Regions from separate parts of the Homo sapiens genome. Here regions 1 and 3 are each linked to region 2. A link is a contact called in ENCODE Hi-C or POLR2A ChIA-PET data. All regions are on one chromosome and are shown on one strand. The core of a region is the stretch at or near the end of the contact, and the rest is flanking DNA. Distances in the headings are between cores, read along the strand shown. Region 1 overlaps RAD51B (RAD51 paralog B). Region 2 overlaps RAD51B (RAD51 paralog B). Region 3 has its middle 190 kb from the start of RAD51B-AS1.

Region 1 (2,700 bases), core at 121-2,620, 160 kb after region 2:
CTAAGTTGTTTTCTCTATCCCACTCCCCCAAGCTACACATCCCTCTCTGAGGTTTCCCAGAAGCAGTGGAACACCTCTGCTTTTACCAGCAATGCCCTTGAAAACAAACCTCTTGGCACACTCTGCCTTCTTGCTGTGTGCTCCCAAAGACTTTGGGAAAACAAAAAATGCAGGTCCCCAGAAAATGCAGGCCCCTCATTTACTAGAAAGAACCTTTGGATTTTACCTTCAGCTTTGGTATGATCTTGAGAAAATCTCTGGGCCTTGCTTTTGTCAGCTGGAAAATGAAAACATTAACCTTGATTCAAGACTTTGAAAACTGTCGCAACCCATTGGTGGGTCATGAAGTGAAATTGATGAATCACAACCAGCATTTGAAAACAGAGAGAGAGAGAAGACAGAAGAAAGAGTGAAGAAAAAATATCAGATTATATCACACATATTGTTTCATTTCATAAAATATTTCTTGTGTGATTGTGTGTTTGTGAATGTCCACATACATTATGAGTTTGTGTGGGGGCTGCAGCATAAAACGTTTTTCTTACGTGGATTGTTGTAACCATCCTGCGGGATCTCTAACAGCCTTGTCACATCAGCTTTGTCCGATCCTCCTAGGAGAGGATGTACTCATCATTCCCTTAGCTCAGCCCAGTTGTACCCTTGAGATCTCCACATACTGCAACATCAAAGCTAATTTTTCCCCCTTCTTACCACATGACCAAACTAAAAGACACCTGCATGATTCCCCAGGTTTAAAGCAAAGAAACCCTTGGTCCCTGGGTGGAAAACTTGGAAAGGTACCATCAGTCAAGGCCAAGTAGCTTTTCTTACATGAGGAGCTGCACTGGCAGGTGAGCCCCGAGTTGGTGTGGAGGTTGGCACCTGGAGCTCTGGGTGGGATGTGCAGCCCATGTCCAGGGACTTAGAGACAGACAGGGCAGCTCCTGTGCTGCCAACTAGAAGGGAGGCCGCCAGCCACTGTGGCCGACATTCGGTCTTCAATAGAGCCACCTGGATGGTGGAAACAAGCCAACCACACCAGCTACCCGTGGGGGTAGGGAATGATCCCTCAGTGCCTTTTATCCCTTGGCAAGCCCCAAGATGCCTACTGGCCTGCTAGCCCGGAGATTTTATAATACCTGAAGAACTCCTGAGTGCTCAAGCAGAGGGAGGGAATAAAAGGTGAGGGCAGAATTCGATTTACCAGCTCCACAGGCCATTTCCCTCACCGGTTCTCAAGGATTAGGATGCTGAGAACAGTCAGCAACTGGGGGACTTCTACCCTTCCCTCCCCTTTGTTCACTGGGATGGGAAGGACAATAAAGCGGCAGGCTGGAGAGACTGAGGGGCTGGTTAGAGATTTCTCAGGCTGCTTTTTGAAACTCTTGAAGGAGCCGGTCCATGCTATTGTTGTAGTAAAATAGAAAGCGGAACTATTCTCCTTTTGCAAAAAAAAAAAAAAGGAAGAAAAAAAGTAAATGAAAGAACCCCCCTCCTCCCAGCATCTTCAGGAGGCCTCAACTCAGGCCATTAACATGGTAATACCATCCTGTTTGCATCTCCTTTGTCTGTCCAGCGTTTGTCTGGGATCCTGGCCTCTGGATGCTGGAAATACTTAGGCCCCAAAGGAGAGGGAGCTCACAGCCACCAGTTTCCTGAGGGTTTGGACTCTGAGATCCCAGGCAGAGAGAGAGTTGAGCCTCTCTGTGCAATGAAGTGGGAAATGTTGGGGTAGGAGGGGATCTCATGAATCCATTTTTCCTTTGGTCCCCAGAGTTCACCATGCAAGTCTCAGTGCCCACTAAGTGAAAAAGCTCAGCAGTTTGGCTAGCCTCTTAGAGTGATGCTCAAGTGTGCTGGGGCCTAGTGGAGAGGTAAGAGCAGGAGTTGGTTCTGGGAATCAGCTTTAATGGTGTGTGCCCACAGAAGCATCTGGCAGCAGAAAGGAAAGGGAGTTTACAGTGAGCTCCAGGTTGACCCACCTCTCCTCTGGTCATGTCCTTTGTTCCCTTAGCAAGCCCCGAATGTTGTGCCACCCAGAACACAGCTGGGACTCAAGGCCAAGAATAAAGATTCTGTCATTGAAAGCAGCTGGGCTGTGTTGCTGGCGCTGCAGGAGGCCTAGAGGAAAACCCAGGTCCCAGCTCTCCGGGAGCCCTCCTAGTTTTCAGGGGCTCATAGGCACAAACACCTGCGGACTTGGTGAAACAGAACCTAAGGAAGGGGAGGTCCAGGGGAATGAAGGGTTGATCTAGCACAGCCTCCCCGTTACTCCTTTCCTCAGGGATCTGGGGAGGATTTGTAAAAGAAAAGCCAGGTTGTTTGGAACAGGACAGAAGATAGTGGCTTAGTTCCTCAGTAAGACAGAAGTGTGTTTTTTATATCATTTTTGCAAAATCAAAGTCAGGTATGACAGGTTTAATTTGGATCCTGGGGCTGTCGTCTATTAGTGTAGGTTTGAATGAGCGGGAGCTGGGGAGACCAGGGCACCCTGAGACAGGTCCGGAGAAGGTGCTGGAGATGAAATTAGTTTCCCATATCTCCAACCACTTGGCATAGGGTGGCAGAAGAAAACAGAAAACAAAGCAACAGCGATCTTTTTTAGAGCTGGAAAGCTATGTGCCTCATCTTTCTTGCTTTGCTTTTGCAATCAAGAACAGTTTGATCACCTTTTGAAATGTATCAGGACAGGCATTAATC
Region 2 (2,777 bases), core at 164-2,663:
TTAATATCAGAGGCATTCACAGAAAGGAGAGATCATCATGATCTTTGTGATGGAGGCTTGGACCACTGCCTTAGGATGTCAGGGCAGAACTAAGATGGGCCCCTTGGTTGGTCTGTCCTGACTCACTGTGTCTGCAGTGCCTGGATATCAGCCAGCAGACCACCTCCATCATTGAGTTAGACCCACTTACAAGGTGGCAGGCTATTAACCAGTCCCCTGTTCCACTGAGAACTTGCCAGGCTGGCCATCATAGCATGGTATAGGTTGAAGTAGCTTAGTACCTGTGGTGGATGACTGTTTTTCTCGGCCAGCTGTTTAATGAGCACCAAATGAAGTAAAATGCTGCTTGGTTCCTCTCCTCTCTTCAGACACAAACAATCGAGCACATCCTAGTGGAAGGGCCGTGTTGGGGAACTGGCTTTCTTGTGCTGATCATCTTGGTTCCCACATCCGTCCCTCCCCTCTGGGCTAGAGTTTGGAGGAGCTATTGAAGAACCTTGAGAAAACTGTTAACCTTGAAAGTTTAGTTATTCATCATCAAATATATTAACAAACGTTTGTAGCCAAAGCTTTACTGTCTATGGCAGTTTTAAATAATTATCAAAATCATGATTTAATTAATTTCTCTCTCCATTTTGGGTTGGCTTAGAGGAGTAGGAGATTGCAATTCACAAGTACTTTCTGGTCCTGTAACCAACTTGCACTTTCAAGTTCAGGTAATCACCTTGTCCTTTTCAGTTTATTTACCCATGACTTAGGTTAAAGTTGCCCATGCCTCTGGTGAAATTCACAAATGAAACTTCACCTAGCTGGGTTTCATATTTGTAAGAAATCATTTTTTTTCTCCATGAGAATGTGCAGGTCAGCTGAGACAAGCATGATTAATTCTAGACATGAATTAGAACAAGCCCAAGCTGAACAGCTCTCTCAGAGGAAGTCATCTGAAATTGGTATGTGTGACCCAGTATATCTTTTGACCAATTTGCATTGGAAACCACAGTGAGCATGGAAGAAATATAACCTTGATCCTCTGGCCTAATAAACATTCTTGCAATTCTAAATGTACCTAGAGTTTGTGACAAGTGTGTATTGGAAAACTCGTTGAAAACACATGAGTTAGTAATGTTCTCTTTCAGAAGATGAACTTGCATGGCCGAAGTGAGATTCCAGTGGGAAAGACCTGGTAGAGAAAGAGTGGGAGAATGCGTTGACCTCTGGAGGGCAGATTATGGCATGCCAGGCAATGGGTTGTGCCATCAGGGAAGGAATCTAGAAAGACGAGGAGACTCAGGAGAAAGGAGATGACTTCTGTTGACAGGTCATTGTTGCTCAGACTTAGTGCAGATGAGAAAGGAAATCCAGAAACCTACATGACAGCTCCTCTTGGATTGGATGAAAATATTGATTTTTTTTTTTTTTCCCTATCTGGAATTTGACAGGGTCAGTTCATGTCTGGGTTTTCAGCACTTAATACAGGGCGCTTTTGTCTTGGGAGGCGGCTGGACTGGTTTTTCCTCCAGGCAGGTGCACAGAGGGCGTTTATTGTAGCCTGAAACACAAACACCAAGCCCCTAGGCCCTGATCCACACACTCTCCAGTGTGGCTCAAGGAAATAAAGTGAACAATGTCTCTTGCAACAGGCGAGCACTGTAAATGCCACTCCTGAATGATATATTTCTTAAAACTTTGTATCCGTAACCTGATCATCTCTTAAAACTTAATTATATGTCAGAGAAAAGGAAGCTATTGGCTCCTCCAGCTGTCCAGGTTGAACGAGAGCACACAATGGAGCATATCCGATTCACAGCCTTACTTAGGTAATCAGATTAATATCTCCTGAATTGAATTTACCCTTTTGATATGGAGTCTTTCAGCTGCCTTGTTTCACATCTCAAATTCTGACAAAGCTGTGCGGCCTTTGAGTAATTTCCCTGAAATCTATATGTGGGAAGCCTGTACTTCAAGCAGTTTTTGGGACTTGCACCAATTAAATCTGTCTCTGGCACACTTTTAATGGCATGCTTTCCCCTGAGTCAACAACTGCTCCAAAATCTGAAGTCATTTGTTTAATTTAAAAGCAAAGGTTATGGAACAACCATTTCAAGCTTCACCAGCCAAACTCCAGTGGCTTTGAAAAGGGAGATGAGGCAGAGGAAAGGCTAATAAACTGGATTTCTTATACACAAAATAAATTAATTACTGTGTTTCTGTAAGCTAGTATCAAATCAAGTTTGTTCACACCCTCCTTGCCAACCTAGCTCTCCCTTTCTCTTCAAACTCACCCTCTCTGGGCTTTCATATTCACGATTGAGGCTCACCCTCTTACTGTTGTTCTTGCAACACAAACATCTGGACTGGATTTTTGTCAGCTGGAGTTGAGAGAGAACTGTAAATGATGCAGTGATTTTTTTTTCGTCCTTATTAAATTTATTTATAGCCAGTCTGAAGCCAGGAAACATGCTAGAGCCTTTGATTGGAGGTTCTCGAGGAATGTACGGTGGATGGTATTTTCTCCTGTTGTTTTCTAAATAATATCAAGGATAGAATTACATAACTCCCAACTTGAGTATTTTTTGCCCTGAAGGACCCTTTATTAGGACATTTTGCACATCAGAATTCTTCCATTATATTTGCTTATCCAATATGCCTTCTTTTCTGTCAGTGAGAGAAAAGGAAATGTACATGACAGGTTATTTCTGAAAAATTAGAAAGATGGAGAGTGAGTTTCTGGTTGTTTGGGACATGAACCAGTGGCATGAGTATTTTCTTTTGCCAAA
Region 3 (2,956 bases), core at 231-2,730, 190 kb after region 2:
TGAAACCCTGTCTCTACTAAAAATACAAAAAAAAATTATCTGGGCATGGTGGCACATGCCTGTAATCCCAGCTACTCAGGAGACTGAGGCAGGAGAATCCCTTGAACCTGGGAGGCAGAGGTTGTAGTGAGCTGAGGTCACGCCATTGCACTCCAGCCTGGGCGACAGAGTGAGATTCCGTCTCAAAAAAAAAAAAAAAAAAATGACCAATTTCACCAGTACTGCTCTATTAGAAAAAGGGTGGGGGTAGTTCTTCGGTTTTGTGACTATCCTGTGTACTGGAGGACATTTGTACTTGCAGCCTCATCCAGAAAATGCCAGGAGCATTCCCCGAGGCACTCTAACAGTCAGAGGTGTCTGTGGGCAATACTCCAAGCACCCCCGGTTGAAAACACCAACAAGGCTATCTCTGAAAGACGGTGAACTGGGGCAGCACCACTAAGTTTCACCATCAGTGAGGCGTCAGTCTAGATGGGCACTTTCTTTCCACTGTAAGCTGCTTCCTATTCTTGTTGCCTTTGATGATCTTTGTTTGCCTTCAAGTCGGGTTTGTTACATTTGTTTTCATCTCCAATTCCTGCCATATAAAAATGAGGGCAGTGAGAAAGAGAAAGGAAATACTGAAATTTTCCCTCGGACTATAGCCTCCCAAGAAGGGTCGTGTTCTCTGGAATGACTTTTAACTCTTTATCCAGTTAATGATCGGGAAAGTTTACTAGATGTAGGTTCCCAAGCCCAGCAAGCAGAGTATGTGATAAGAGATAGAAACAGGGACAGAAAAAAATGGATCCATCAGGACCCAGACATTGGGGTGCAACCAGTGGGTCTTCTCCAGCTCCACAGCGCATCAGTTCTGACTCGCTTGTAGATTCCTGAGTACTGCTCATCTGCCCTACAAGGCATAGTGGGTTTTCTCTGATTTCTAGAAATGTCAGCATTCTCTGCAAGGTGAACGGCCAGAGTCGGGATCTTCTATTCAGGCAGAGATTATATAACTCCCTGGGCCCTGGAAGAGCATGACTGTCTACCAGGAACCATCCAGAGAGGCTGTCAGATGAATCAGCATCTGTTCATGCCCTGCCTTGCTTCTCCTGGGCATGACTGCCTCACATGCCAACACCCAGGCTTACAGGTCAACTATTCCAACCCTGCATCCTGCCCACCCCACTTGCTGGGGAGTGCTCTCTACAGCTCTCAGTGCATCCTGTTTGTTCAGACCCCTTTGTCTTCCACTGGCGCAACCGAGAGAGGATTCCTCCGAGCCCCTTTGCTTTTGGCTTTGAAATCAGATCCTGGCACACCTGATTATACTCAATAGCTGGAAATGGTAAGGATGTCCGATGGCAGAGAGCTCTTGTTTTAAGTTCTGCATGCCAGGAAGGCAGGGGGCTGGGTCTCCTTCTCAGGGCTAGGCTGGAGGGGCAGGATGCTCTAGCGGAGGAAGCAGTGTTAACTTGAAGGGAAACGCAGTTGAAAAGGAACTCGAAGCACGGGCTGCCAAGCGCGTAGAAGTGGTAACTGACGACACACTGTGGGGCTCAGACCCCTTCCTCTCTGCTCATATGCCCCTAGATGGGAAACATTCAGTTCCTGCTCAAGGGAACCAGGAGAATCAAACCTGTCTGTCCTGCTTTTTCTGTAGAAGTGTCAGCTCTGAGGCCTTGACTAGGTGGAATAAATAGTGACTTACCTCTTAACCACAGTGAAAAACCCATCAAGCATTTGGATATTAAGGGCTGCCCCTGTGTTCTCAAGGGACCCTCAGCCTCAGACACTGCCTCCTTTCAAGCAAAGATGCTGCCCTAACACGCAAGTCCAGTGGCTTTAAGAGTCATTATGAAAATTTCACACAAAAAGGCACAAAGAGCATCCATGTACCGAAACCCAGCTTAAGAAATGAAATGTTACTGATGCAATTAAAGCCGCCTTTGTCCTTTTGGTCCCATCCTTCCATCCTGCCTTCCCCCAGCAGTAACCACTCAGTCATTGACAAACAGTGTGTCAAACATGCACAAACGGTGATGTGTCCATCCCTCTTTGGAATTACTTAACCTTTTTGAACCTCAGTGTATTCATCGGTAAAAGGGGGCTACTGACAGGATGAAGGAAAATGATTTATGACAAATATTTGGCTGTTGTTCCTATAAAAAGGAAAAAGTCACCGGAAAAAATGGGTCAAATGTAAGACCCTTTCCAGCCTGGCCCCAACTTGCCCCGGCAGCCTCCTCTCCTCTTGTAGCCATATTCCCTCCTCTCCTCTCTGCAGCAGTGTTCCCCAGATATGCCACCTGTGTCCATGCCTCTGGGCCAATGTGGATGCTGTGCTTACTTGCCTGTAATGCTGGTCTCCTGTCACCATCTTCCTTTAACACTGGGGTCCACTGTCCCCACCTCTGACAGGGCCCAGATGCAGTGACTCCTTGGTGCTCCCATGGCCTGATACCTCTGTCTGAGCACTTGCCGTATGGCTGTGATGTTCCTGGTATGTCTGCCTGGCTTTTTCACTGAGCTGCTTATGCAGCAAGGCAGGGATGGGGTCTTCTCCATCCAGTGGCCTGGCCTATTGCCTTCTGGCGCATGGCAGGACCATATGCAGTGAATGAATGAATTCCATTAAGAACATTCGTGATTCATAGGAGGAGGTCAAAATATCAACATTAACAGGAGCTTGGAAGAAGCTGATTTCCACCCTCATGAATGACTTCAAGGGTTCAGGTGCATGAGTAAATGACAGTTCCATCAACAGACTACAACTTTCTGCCCTAGTTAACACAGGGCATCTCCATGTCCCCAGTTCTCCCTATGGGCATTTTTCTCTTTGAAATTCCAAATCTTTTCTGTTCTAGAAGCACGAAACTACAAGTTCTCTCTCAACTCTTCAAATGAGGTTGGAACAAACAGAATGGGGGCATGAACTTTTTTCCCCATAACTTCAATAAACAACAGTTTTAGCCTC

The links. Hi-C counts contacts between places; a loop is a spot of excess contacts on that map. ChIA-PET counts read pairs that join two places held with the same protein, here RNA polymerase II (POLR2A). Pooled maps may share reads with other maps.
Region 1: a loop to region 2 is called in a map of PC-3, with 2.0 times the contacts of the local background. The contact joins two enhancer-like sites. A Hi-C loop is called at or near these places in 3 of 168 maps with a recorded cell type or tissue (Calu3, HepG2 and PC-3), 3 of 37 single-sample maps with no recorded cell type and 5 of 50 pooled maps. POLR2A ChIA-PET finds 5 or more read pairs at or near these places in 4 of 52 experiments (B cell, GM10248, OCI-LY7 and 1 more).
Region 3: a loop to region 2 is called in a pooled map, with 3 times the contacts of the local background. The contact joins two enhancer-like sites. A Hi-C loop is called at or near these places in 1 of 168 maps with a recorded cell type or tissue (PC-3), 8 of 37 single-sample maps with no recorded cell type and 5 of 50 pooled maps. POLR2A ChIA-PET finds 5 or more read pairs at or near these places in 5 of 52 experiments (CD4-positive, alpha-beta T cell, GM10248, GM12878 and 2 more).

What each region holds. Positions count from the first base shown.
Region 1 is chr14:68,470,246-68,472,945 of GRCh38, forward strand. The region is part of intron 10 of RAD51B (RAD51 paralog B); the gene reads left to right. Among named protein-coding and RNA genes, the nearest start is that of RAD51B-AS1, 210 kb to the right of the region's middle. RefSeq lists enhancers at 447-980, 981-1,514. Within about 2 kb of position 1,371, at least 7 of the 41 ENCODE cell types and tissues checked have a DNase peak (open chromatin) inside an H3K27ac peak, as active enhancers do; they include B cell and OCI-LY7, where a contact is called at or near this core.
Region 2 is chr14:68,305,603-68,308,379 of GRCh38, forward strand. The region is part of intron 8 of RAD51B (RAD51 paralog B); the gene reads left to right. Among named protein-coding and RNA genes, the nearest start is that of RAD51B-AS1, 380 kb to the right of the region's middle. RefSeq lists an enhancer at 800-939. Within about 2 kb of position 1,414, at least 14 of the 41 ENCODE cell types and tissues checked have a DNase peak (open chromatin) inside an H3K27ac peak, as active enhancers do; they include B cell, GM12878 and OCI-LY7, where a contact is called at or near this core.
Region 3 is chr14:68,494,096-68,497,051 of GRCh38, forward strand. It overlaps a transcript of RAD51B not described here. Among named protein-coding and RNA genes, the nearest start is that of RAD51B-AS1, 190 kb to the right of the region's middle. Within about 2 kb of position 1,481, at least 4 of the 41 ENCODE cell types and tissues checked have a DNase peak (open chromatin) inside an H3K27ac peak, as active enhancers do; they include GM12878, where a contact is called at or near this core.